2 separate regions of the Homo sapiens genome follow, and region 2 is linked to region 1. Evidence: chromatin contacts called from ENCODE Hi-C or POLR2A ChIA-PET data. All regions are on one chromosome and are shown on one strand. The core of a region is the stretch at or near the end of the contact, and the rest is flanking DNA. Distances in the headings are between cores, read along the strand shown. Region 1 holds the start of TAMALIN-AS1 (TAMALIN antisense RNA 1). Region 2 overlaps ACVRL1 (activin A receptor like type 1).

Region 1 (5,526 bases), core at 1,902-4,401:
GCCATTTCTGGCTCTGAAATCCCAGGATTTAAGGAATCACACAAAGAACTTGATAAAAATTGCATTTCCTGGGCCCACCCTTACTCTGGGGTTCTCTAGGGCTTTCTGCCTAGCAAGAGGAGGAAACAAGGTGCGAATTTCAGTCCTCTGGTGGTGTTCACTCACTTGGAGGCCTGGAGGTGGACTGCCCTACATAAACTGGGGAAGTCTGCCTCCACGTCAGCTGAAGGATGACTGGCTCCACAGGCTGTTAGACACAGGGGCTGTGCCACACCTGTGGCATCCACTTCTCCAGGTTTCAGGCAAGGAGACATGTCCATTAGGTAACCCTCTGTGATAGCTGGGGTGGCTCCTTCACAGAGGAGGTTGTGCAAGATGCCCTTTTGCTGGGTCCCTTTGGGGATAAGCAATGGAATGAATGGAATATACATCATTGCCTCTCCGCTTTGCGTCTCCCCCTCCCACCCCCCACAGATGCTGTCTGTCAGGAGCAGGCAACAGACGGTCCTGGGGTCCATCTGTGCTAATGCTTCACAATAGAGTCCCATGTTTCCCCACTGACACCCCCTCGGCCCCTCAGCTGATGGCCACTTGGTGGTGCCAAGGCGGGAGGTGGGAGGAGGGAGAAGAAGGCACTAAGAGAGCTACCTCTTAGCTCCTGGCAGTCCTCAATCCACCCCGGCCCCCCACCCAACAAGCATCCTGCCATCTGGACTTGTGCAATCACTGAGGGGCGGAAAAGCACCCTCTTCCACCCACACCTCTTGTAGGGGATGGGGGCCTAGAGGACTGGGGGTGGGGAGGAGAACACAGAGTCAAGGAGACTAGAGAAGAAGACTGAGCCAGGCGCAAGAACTGAGACAGGCAGGAGGCAGAAAGTCTTTCCTGGCCTCGCAGGTGGACGTGGCCATTGCCCCTCTGTGCTCCTTATGCCACGTGTCTAACACAGCACATGTGCAAGGTACCACTCCCTACCAGGCCAAGAGCCTCTGTAACCCCAGTGCCCAGCCAGTACCTGGCACACAGCAGGGCTTAAATGTTGGACAACATCACAGAGTGGTTAGATTGCAGGCTCTGGAACCAGGCTGCCTGGCTTTGAATCTCAGCTCTGCCGCTGAGTGACTTAGGGCAAATTACTTATCTTCTCTGGGCCTCAGTTTCCTCATCTGTAAGGGAGGATAATGGTGCTTATTTCGTAGGGTTGTTATGAAGACCAAGTGAGTTAATGCATGTATGTAAAAGGACACACAGAACAAACAGTGTGCATAGCACATGCTAAGTGCTCAATAAATGTTAACTGTGAAGGCATAACAGATTTGGGAAGACTGGGGGAGGAGGGAGGGGACAGACAAGGGCACCGCATTGCCGCCTCTGCTTCTTGGCCGATGGGTGTTGGGACATGGAGTCCCCAGCCTGTGCTGCTGACGCCCTGTGGTGGCTAGCCGCTCTTTAGACACCAGACGCTGCCTTCCACTTCCTCCTCTCACTTCTTATTCGGGCACCACTGACGACAGAGACTTCGGCTGGGCCATTCCCGCCTCTCCTACCGCCTGGCAGCCATGGTAACAGCCTGGGGGATGGTCCCTAAGATGGGGTCAGAGAACGGCTGAGCATGGCCATCCCCCCAGCCCTGAACTCCCACTCAGCCTGGGCTCATCCCAACCTCCTGAGTCAAGTCCACAGTAAGCGTCTGTCTCCTGGGAAGGGGGATCTGACCCCGGCATCAGGAGCTGAGGAAAGGTGTTGCCAGCAGGGATCACTCAAGCCCCTTGGAGGGGACAGGCCAGAACTAAGCCTACTGCTTTCAGGGTTTCCACCTCTTCCCTTCTTCCTAGACGTGCGAACAGGGGGCAGCCTCTTTCAGCTCTTCTGGGGCAGCTGCGTCAAGGGAAAATCCTGGGCCCTCTCCCTCCCTGGGGGCTTCTGCGCAGTGAGTTCAGGGAGTCTCCTCCCTCCTCCATCGGGCCTCCACCCCTACTCCTGCGCAGCCCCGCTGCCGCTCTCCCTGCCCTGGAGTCTCCTGCAGCCCCTTGGATCTCCGTGACTCTCCCTACCTCCCCGACTCCCCAGGCTTCTTACAGTGACCTCTTACCGTGCCCCACTCCATGAATCGCCAGAGCTATTCGTCCCTAAATTTCAAACCTTGCGCAATGTCCCTTCACAGACCCCTCCAGGTATCACGCAGCCCCGAGCCCCGAGCCCCGCCCCGGGGGCCTCATCCCGCCCCTTCGCGTCCGCGGCTCGTTTTCCCCCACTGAGCGCCCAGCTCCCGCAGTTTCCCCGGCCGTCGAGCGCCGTGGGCGGGGCTCCAGGGCGGCGGCGCCTCGCGGGGAGGGTCCTCCGTGCTGGGGGCGAGGCCACCCGAGGCAGCTCCCCGCCCGCCCCCAACCCCGCCCCGCTCTCGGAGCCTATAAAGGGAGGCGACCCGCGGCCCGCCCGGCTGGCATCCCCCAGCCGCCGCCAGCCCCGCCGAGGGGAGCCAGCGCCGTCTCTGAGGGGCGTCCGGCGCCGGAGCCATGACCCTCCGCCGACTCAGGAAGCTGCAGCAGAAGGAGGAGGCGGCGGCCACCCCGGACCCCGCCGCCCGGACTCCCGACTCGGAAGTCGCGCCCGCCGCTCCGGTCCCGACCCCGGGACCCCCTGCCGCAGCCGCCACCCCTGGGCCCCCAGCGGACGAGCTGTACGCGGCGCTGGAGGACTATCACCCTGCCGAGCTGTACCGCGCGCTCGCCGTGTCCGGGGGCACCCTGCCCCGCCGAAAGGTGCGTCCCCCGCCCGCCTTCAGGATCTGCTCAGCCCCTCTCCGACTCCCTACAGGGCCTGCTGACTCCGCAGTGCCCTCTCCTCGGCGTCCGCGGAGTCCCCCACCTTCTTCCCCGGCCCGCTGGGTGCCTCGACTCCCCGCGTTCCCCGCTGCTGCGAAGGCCGTGGCCCTCGCCTGCACACCGCGCCCAGGCTCGGTGGCTCTTAACTCCGCGCCCCATGCACGCCCCCTCTCTCCCTCCTTGACTCCTCCCAGCACCCCCCTTCTCCTACCCGCTCCATCTGGCTTTCTGCCCCCCATGCCCCGCCTCCCCGTGGCCAGGTGTCCTGGGTCCCCAGGAGCCCCTCGCCCGAGGGACAGAGACAGCCCCAGGCAAGTTGAAGGTCCGAGAGCCCCCGGTGGGAGAAGCGGGCCGGTGGCTGCGCCGCGTGCGTTCTCACTCTGAGGAAGTGCGTGGGGAGCCGCTGACTCCGGATAGCACACCCTTCCGAGGGGACTCCCCGATTCCTGGGCTGGGGGCCTGCCGCCTGGCCCCACGTCTGACGTACGGGGCGCGAGGGCCACTGCTCCCTGGACTTCTGTCGGAACCGGACGCAGTGGGAGGGGTCGCAGGGCGCCCGCGGGGCAGGAAGGATGCGGGCCGCGCCCACCTCTGAGTCCCCTCTGCCAGCCTCTTCCTCTGGCCCCAGGAGACCTGAGGCTCAGAACCTACACAACACCAGGTTAAGAAGAGGGGCCTGGTGGCCTTTCCTCACCCAGCCGCCCTCCTTCGCCCCGGCCCCCAGCTAGCCCCCACACAATGAACAGCTTGTTGAGAATTTGCATTTTATGAAAATCATGTTGAAAGACAAAGGGGTCTCTCTGTGCTGCCCAGTCCTTCCTCCCTGGCCGTTTGGGAACTGTCCCCACCCCTGAGGCCAATCTGGTTCTGAACCTTCTCTTCCTTGCCTTGGGCAGCTTTGGGGGAGGGTTAGCAAAGGCACAGAACAGAAAGGCCCTGGGCTGTGCAGGCTCCAAAGAAAAGGGCTGCTCTGGGACTGGACCTCCTCCCAGGACCAAAAAGTTAGGGAGGGTGAGAGACTACTTTAGTTTATCAAGGACCCTGAAGAGACAGGAACCTTCATCTCTCATCCTTCCTCCACACCCCCCACCACCACCCCTAAAGAACTCCCAGTCTCGGTCCTTTAGTGAGACTTGCTGACAAGTTTGACATCTAAGATGTTTTGTCCCAGAAAGCACAAAATATATGGCAATGGAGAGAGAGACCCAGGTATAGCTGGGCACAGCTGGTCACCTGCAGCTGGGATCCACAACTGGTCCTTGAAACGGCCTGTACCTTAGGAGACCTGGCACCTCTGACCCCACATTCTGGCTGGGATTGCCAGCCCTTCGGGACAGGGTCCCTGACCCCAGCCCTCCCAAGCCACTGTCTGTAGCTGAGAAATTAGATGGAGAGACCCAACTGGCAGAAGGTCCTCGGAGCACCTTGATAGGTGAGCCCAGGGGACACCTATCCTCTGAATCCCACTGGGGAAGAGCCCCTGCCTCAGCTTTGGGAGTCTGGATGGCCTGAGCCTCTACAGACATGGGCCCTAGGGGTGGAGACCATTTTAGAATAATGATCTCCCCACCTGCTGCCAGTGTGGAAACCAGCAAGGGCTTAGAGGTTCATGGATCTGGAACCCAGGAGGATGGTTGTGTCCCTGCAGTCCCAGGTATGAAGGTAAGGCCTGTAGAGAAAGTTGAGGAGTGGTGCCAGTAGTGGCACTTGGCAAATAGTTCCACCAGCACCAAAACAGGTGTGGATGTGGAGCTGGGAAGGGGCAGACAGGAAGTGGGTCGCTGTGTCCAGGGTAACCTCTCAGTGTCTGCTCAAGGACAGTCCCGCCTTACCTGCTCCTTCTGACCATCTTACTGCCCAGGGCTCAGGATTCCGCTGGAAGAATCTCAGCCAGAGTCCTGAACAGCAGCGGTGAGTCACCAACACCCAGCCCCTGCCATGGTCCAAAGGGGTGAGGTGCTGGGTTGGGGGGTGCCAGGACAGCATCTCAGCCTAGCGAGGGTAGTCATTCTCCTAGCCTTTAAACATGGCTCCCCCGCTGGGAGTGAGGGCAGGTGGGGGTGAGGGCTGTGTGAAGGGGGTGGCAGAGAAAGGAGGTAGGGACTTTTGAGTCATTAGGTGCTCTTCAACACACCCCCAGTCCCTGCCAGTTACCCCTCCCTGGGGAGATCTGGATGAACGGATGTGGGAGTTGGGAGGGGGTGTAGGCAAAGTCTATGGGGAACGTCCTAACCCAGGCCTCCTGGGCTCCCCTGAGCCCTCCTAGCCTTGGCAAACCCCACGGGCCCAGACCTTAGCCAGGCTGTGTCCAGCTGCTTGGGGCTGGCTGCCCCTGCCTCCAGAATGTCAGTCCTCTTCTGGTCCCAGCCTGTGGCAGCCCTCTTAGGAGGGATCTGAGCGTGGGCAGAAGTAGGTGCTGACTCCAGGCCCTGGGACCCCACAGTTTCCCTTCTCTACTCATGTCCCATCCCTGATTTGGGCTTGACTTTCTCTAAAATGGATCAGCAAACTGACCTGCTAGCCAGATTGGCCTGTTTGGCCCTTGAGCTAATAATTTTTAAAGAGTTGTAAAAATAAAAACAAATAACAATATATGACAGAGATCATAAGGGGCCTGCAAAGAAAGCCTAAAGTATTTACCATTTGGCCCTTTGCAGAAAAAGTTTGCTGACCCTTCCAAAAAACCCTAGAACATTGGGGT
Region 2 (5,718 bases), core at 2,834-5,333, 81 kb before region 1:
ACCATCCTCATGGTGGCACTTTTCTAGGCCTGTCTCCCAGCATTGTGCAAGGCTCGGAAGAGAACCAGGAAGTGAAACTGGGTGAAAACAGAAAGCTCAATGGATGGGCTAGGTTCCCAGATCATTAGGGCAGAGTTTGCACGTCCTCTGGTCACTGGAATCCACCCAGCCCACGAATCATCTCCCTCTTGAAGGATTTTATTTCTACTGGGTTTTGGAACAAACTCCTGCTGAGACCCCACAGCCAGAAACTGAAAGCAGCAGCTCCCCAAAGCCTGGAAAATCCCTAAGAGAAGGCCTGGGGCAGGAAGTGGAGTGACAGGGGACAGGTAGAGAGAAGGGGGCCCAATGGCCAGGGAGTGAAGGAGGTGGCGTTGCTGAGAGCAGTCTGCACATGCTTCTGTCTGAGTGCAGGAAGGTGTTCCAGGGTCGAAATTACACTTCTCGTACCTGGAGACGCTGTTTGTGGGAGCACTGGGCTCATGCCTGGCACACAATAGGTCTGCAATAAACCATGGTTAAATCCTGAGCTCCGGAGTCTTCCCAGGCCGATGCCTCTGCAGTGGCCCGTCGCAGAGGTCCAGATAAAACCAGAGGGATCCGGGGAGAAGAGGGTCCCAGGATACACGCCCAGCTTTGCCCTTAGACAGGTCACAGTTTCCTCACGCCCCTGCTCAGACCCCCGCGGGGGCCCAAATCTCAGTTCCTACCCCAGATTGGGAGCAGCCTAGTCGCCGCACCTGCCACGTCGCCCTCTGCTGGCCGAGGGCTGCCCAGCGGCCGCCTCCCATCCCCACACAGGGACCGCGGGGCCTTTCCCGGCAGGGTGGGGCAGCCTTCCCCGCACCCGGGGGCCAACGTCTGTGTGCTCACTGACTTGCTGTTCTGCAGGGACTGTCCCCCTAATACCACACCTAGCGAAGAGCGTTCTGCTTCCGAACCGGCAGCTTGGACCCTCCCTCCTCAATTCCTTGTTCTCACTTCCCTTCTCAAATGGGGTCCCCATCTTGCCAGGAGTCAGTCCCCATTCCCAGCATGGGAAGATCCCCTTCCCTGGGGACCTACCTTGTCCTGGGATCAGAAGGCACTTCACACACACATCCCATTCTCACACCCGGAAATTCGGGGCGGGGACATGCTGTGGGGGAGGCAGATACTAAAAGAAGCTGAGAGGGTCCTGGCCCATGGGACTGCCCAGCCTAGAAAATCTGTGCCTTCGTGTTAGACGCCCTCTTAGGGAAACATAGGAAGGGTACACCTTACACCACAGATGACCTTGTGGTCCCTTGCACCCCCAAGGCGGCCTCATGCCTGGAACCTCCTACCCTGGGTTCATGGATCCCCCAACAACACAGCGCCTTCCCAGAGGATTCGGGCACCCGGCCTCAGACCAGCTTTGACGAAATAGGAGCGTTGCTAGCATCCAGCAAAGGCAGCCTTTCCCCTTCCCCTGTGCCTGCCAGACTCTGTCCTTACGTCCTCCCCATGATGTCCAGGCTATGGTGGGAGAGTGGGGAGAAGGGCAGTGGGGAAATTGCAGAGAAAGGGGTACGTGAACGCTGAGCAGGATCTGCGGCAAGATTGGCTCACTGCTCTCCAGTTCTTGCGAAGAGCCCTTGGGAAGTCACCCCGTCCGAGCCCCTGCCTACAAGTAGACCTCAGGGAACCTGCCTGCCTTTGGAGGAAAAAAACCTACTGCTCACTTTACTTCTCTGCAGCTTTGCCCTGACTTCCTCAGGGACCCCAGGCCCCAATTTCCCTATCTAGACAAAGAGGGAGAGGACCATCTGTGTGGTAAAGGCCCTCCCTGAGGGGTGATAGGTGCTATAGCATGCCACAGTGGGGCTGAGGGTAGCTCCTGGAATATGAGCCTTGATGTGGAGGGCCACCCCTTCCCCTGCCAAGGCCTCACCAACAGTTTTTCTCTCCACCCTCCAAGGCACCATCCTCCCTCAGTCCTGCCTTGCACCAGCCTCCAAGGAAGGTGCTGTTTCCTCCATATCCTCACCAACATTAAGATCAACAGCCCAAGAGATGGCAAAGTCCTCACGCCTAGAAGTCCCTGTCCTGGGGGAGGAGTGGGGGGTGCATGTCCTGCGTCCAGTCTCCCAGGGCTGGGACTGATGCTAGCTGTGTAATCATCACTCTGGGTGGGCGACTCTTGGAATGAGCTGCTTCCACCAGGGCCACATTCAGTTTGCTCGAAATAGAGACAGAGGGCTTCTTGACTTTGCATATGATTTGCATAATGTCATAGACACACAGTCTATTTTCAGGCAGTTTTCAGGTTAAAGTGTTGTCACTGCTGCCCTACAGGGTGTCATGTCTGGATGAGTCTCTTCTCTGTTCTTTCTCACCCACCCACTCTTACTGACCTACATCCCCAGCTGCAGGAGCGAATGGTGAGGCAGGGGGAGAATGGGGTTGTCCAGGGAGACACATGGGCAGGGAAATCAAGGGAATTTCCTTATTACCAGCATCACCAGAAACAGAATCTGGTTGCTCAGGGTCAACTGATAGGAAGAGGGTAAGGAATGGGAAGTCAGGTAACCCATCTGCTGTTCTGCACAAACCCTTCCCACCTCTCCTACCAGGAGAACAGCCAGTTCCTGTTTCTCTATTCAGTCTTCTGACAGTTTGAAGAAAGATGTCTAGATAGATAAACCTGTTTCTTTCAGCCACCCATAAAGCCTTGCTTGGCCCAGACATCCCTCATGGGCATTTATTTTCAGCGCTAAGATTAGATCTTCACCTCTTGGGAAATCTGACCTGCAGTCTGTTCCTCTCCTGGGAGCCTTATCTGAGAGATAAGGATCATAGTCTCATGATCAATATTTTTGGAGCACCTGGCACACAGTAGGAGGTCAGTCAGTGCTGGAGTCCCCTCCTCTTCTTCATCTAGAGGTCTGTACCAAGTACCTCATTGTCCCAGGCCTGGATGCTCGACACACACACCAGCCTCTGAGGGCTCAGATGCAGAAACAGACTTACAAGGGCCAGTTGAGGTGACTGTCACTAAGTTATCTGGGACCTTGGCCAGTTGCTCGGCCTCCTCATCTGGAAAGGAGGGGGATTGGTGATTGGTGGAGACTAGGGGCAAAGACAATTCCTATATTATAGCTTGAGCTGTTTGGCAACCTTCCTTGATCACAGAGGGTCAGGGCTGGAGCCCCACCCAGGGCTCCCTCCTGTAGACACTCTGGCTTTGGGGCATGTCTGGTGTGCTGTCTTCCTGTGTACATCAAAGGATCCACCAGATGCCAAGGCAAAGAGCCTGAGAACCTTACTGGGTCCTGGGAAAGGGGAGACCACTTGGTCTGGCTGCCCAGCCGCCACGCACTACCCAGAATTCCCTGTCCCATGTCCAGCCCCCAGGACCTGCCTCATCCCCTCAGGCAGGCGTTTCCTGTTGATAAGAAGCTCCGTCACAAACACTGATAAAGACATGAAAAAAGGAAATCGACAGGCTTGGGTATAATGGGCATTTTGTCTGCCTTTTCTACCCCTCTTCCTTCTCCCAGAACCGCCCACTCCACACCCCCACCTCATACCACTTCCCAGAACTGAGGAGAAAGGATTCCCCTACCTCCACCATGGGCCCTATTTGATAGTCTCCAGGAATTTGGCCTGAAGGCTTACACAGGTCTCAGAAGAGGGACCCAGCTTGGCCTGGGTCAGGATGGGAGCCCTGAGGCAGTAAGCACTGGGTGCTGGGAGGCCCCAGGCCAGGGAAATGGGCAGCAGCACCTAGAGGAAGGACAGTCCAGTGCAGGTCTAATCGAGGACCGTCCTCTTCCCTCCTCCTCTCCTCCCAGAGGCTTGGATCCAAGTGGTGGTTAGGTGGCTAGATAGTCTATAATTAGTGCATTTTCCTTAATTTTAGTCTCAAGCTTGTTACTGGAAAATCTCATTAATTTTGAGTCTACTAATTTGGAATCTATGATCCTTCAGGCCAAGAGGCTGAACTGATGTTTAGAAAAATAAACAAAGCAAACAAGTTTTCGAGGCAGGCCCTACCACCCTTCTTGTGTTGGATTTGTAAGTTCAACTTGACAAAGGTAGTTGTCCTAAAGCGCTGGGCCTGCAGTTGAGATAACCTGCCACCAGGTGGGTGATGAGGCCTGCCACTGGTGTTTTAAGTAGTCATTGCTCATGGACAGATGTTTTAAAGATTTTATATTCAATGATTCTTTCTTCCTCTTCTCCAGAGATGCAACTCCTTAATAAAACAGTAAGACAAACACAGAAAAGTGGAATAGATGGTTCTAAGTGGCCAGCATTTAACAGAAAAACAACAGCCAGCATATACAACTTGGAGATTTTCTTGATTTAACTGTTTTCCAGTCCTGGTTGCCACCCAGCTAGGGCCTTATCCTGGTTTCAGGCCCTCACATCTCTCATTGCATTTTTGACACTTGGTGGAAGGAGCAGAGGAGTAAAGAGCAAAGGGTTTTATCCAAGTCAAAATTCCAGCTGTTCTACCCTGGTCCAGTGGCTCACTCCTGTAATCCTAGAACTTTGGGAGGCTGAGGCGGGCAGATCACTTGAGGCCAGGAGTTTGAGACCAGCCTGGCCAACATGGTGAAACCTCATGTCTACTAAAGATACAAAAAATTAGCCAGGCGCGGTGGTGGGCACTTGTCATCCCAGCTACTCTGGAGGTTGGGGTGGGAAAATTGCTTGAACCTGGGAGGCGGAGGTTGCAGTGAGCTGAGATCACACCACTGTACTCCAGCCTGGGAGACAGAGTGAGATTCTGTCTCAAAAAATAAAACAAAACAAAACAAAAACAAAATTCCAGCTGTTTTGTTGGATTTTACTTACTTACTTATTTATTTATTTTGAGGCAGGATCTTGCTATATCACCTAGGCCGGTCACAGGCTCCTAGGCTCAAACAATCCTCCTGAGACAGCCTCCTGGGTAGCTGAGACTACAGGTGCATGTCACCATCCTGGCTAATTTTTTTTACTTTTAATTTTTTTTAGAGATAGAAGTCTTACTCAGATGTTGCTCAGACTGGCCTCAAACTCCCAGCCTCAAGTCATCCTCCCACCTGGGCCTCCCGAGTAGCTAGGATTACAGGTGCAAGCTACCACGCCTAGCCTACCTGTTGTTTTAGTAATTCGACAAATTTATTCTAAATTTATATGGAAGAGTATAAGTTCATGAATAACTAAGTCAATTTTCTTTATTTTGGGTTATTTTCTGACTATGTTATGCATTCACATGATTCAAAAGCCAATGCATCTACATTGGAGTAGTGTGGGAATGAAAAAAAAAAATTAAAATAAAGAAATAAAGGCCGGGTGTGGTGGCTCATGCCTATAATCCCAGCCCTTTGGGAGGCCGAGGTGTTTGAGTCCAACCTGGGCAGCAAAGAAAGAATTAGTCCCTACAGAAAATTAAAACAGTGTAGTATTCCACTCTTTGAATGTACCAGTCCCCTATTTTTGGAAGTTTTGTTTTTTTCCAGTTTGGGGCCATTATAAGCAAGGCTGCAGTGAATAAATTTGTGTATACATTATTTTCCTTTATTCCAGTATTTCTGTAAGATACATTCTAAAAAGTGGAATTCCTGGGTCAAAGGAAATGTGAATTTGGCCAAGTCAGTTGTGAAGAAGTGCAAAGGGGGAGACTTGCCCCAGAAGACAATAAGACAAGTCACAGAAAAATAGAATAGTACCAGACAAGTAGACAAATAGACAAGTAGAACATGT

Evidence for each region. A loop is a pair of places that touch in the nucleus more often than their neighbours do. ChIA-PET counts read pairs that join two places held with the same protein, here RNA polymerase II (POLR2A). Pooled maps may share reads with other maps.
Region 2: a loop to region 1 is called in a pooled map, with 4 times the contacts of the local background. The contact joins the enhancer-like site here to the promoter of TAMALIN-AS1 in region 1. A Hi-C loop is called at or near these places in 1 of 168 maps with a recorded cell type or tissue (pancreas) and 3 of 50 pooled maps. POLR2A ChIA-PET finds 5 or more read pairs at or near these places in 3 of 52 experiments (GM12878, Panc1 and endothelial cell of umbilical vein).

Annotation. Positions count from the first base shown.
Region 1 is chr12:52,004,504-52,010,029 of GRCh38, forward strand. It overlaps TAMALIN-AS1 (TAMALIN antisense RNA 1), which reads right to left and starts at 3,152. Exons shown (of 1, transcript NR_146770.1): 1 at 1,747-3,152. It overlaps TAMALIN (trafficking regulator and scaffold protein tamalin), which reads left to right and starts at 2,443. Exons shown (of 8, transcript NM_181711.4): 1 at 2,443-2,762; 2 at 4,687-4,736. The coding sequence starts at 2,517. RefSeq lists enhancers at 1,127-1,813, 1,499-1,558, 3,186-3,871, 4,482-5,135, 5,136-5,526 and a silencer at 2,264-2,413.
Region 2 is chr12:51,922,833-51,928,550 of GRCh38, forward strand. ACVRL1 (activin A receptor like type 1) reads left to right here. Exons shown (of 10, transcript NM_000020.3): 10 at 1-529. Among named protein-coding and RNA genes, the nearest start is that of ACVRL1, 18 kb to the left of the region's middle. RefSeq lists enhancers at 184-233, 1,019-1,850. Within about 2 kb of position 4,084, at least 4 of the 41 ENCODE cell types and tissues checked have a DNase peak (open chromatin) inside an H3K27ac peak, as active enhancers do; they include endothelial cell of umbilical vein, where a contact is called at or near this core.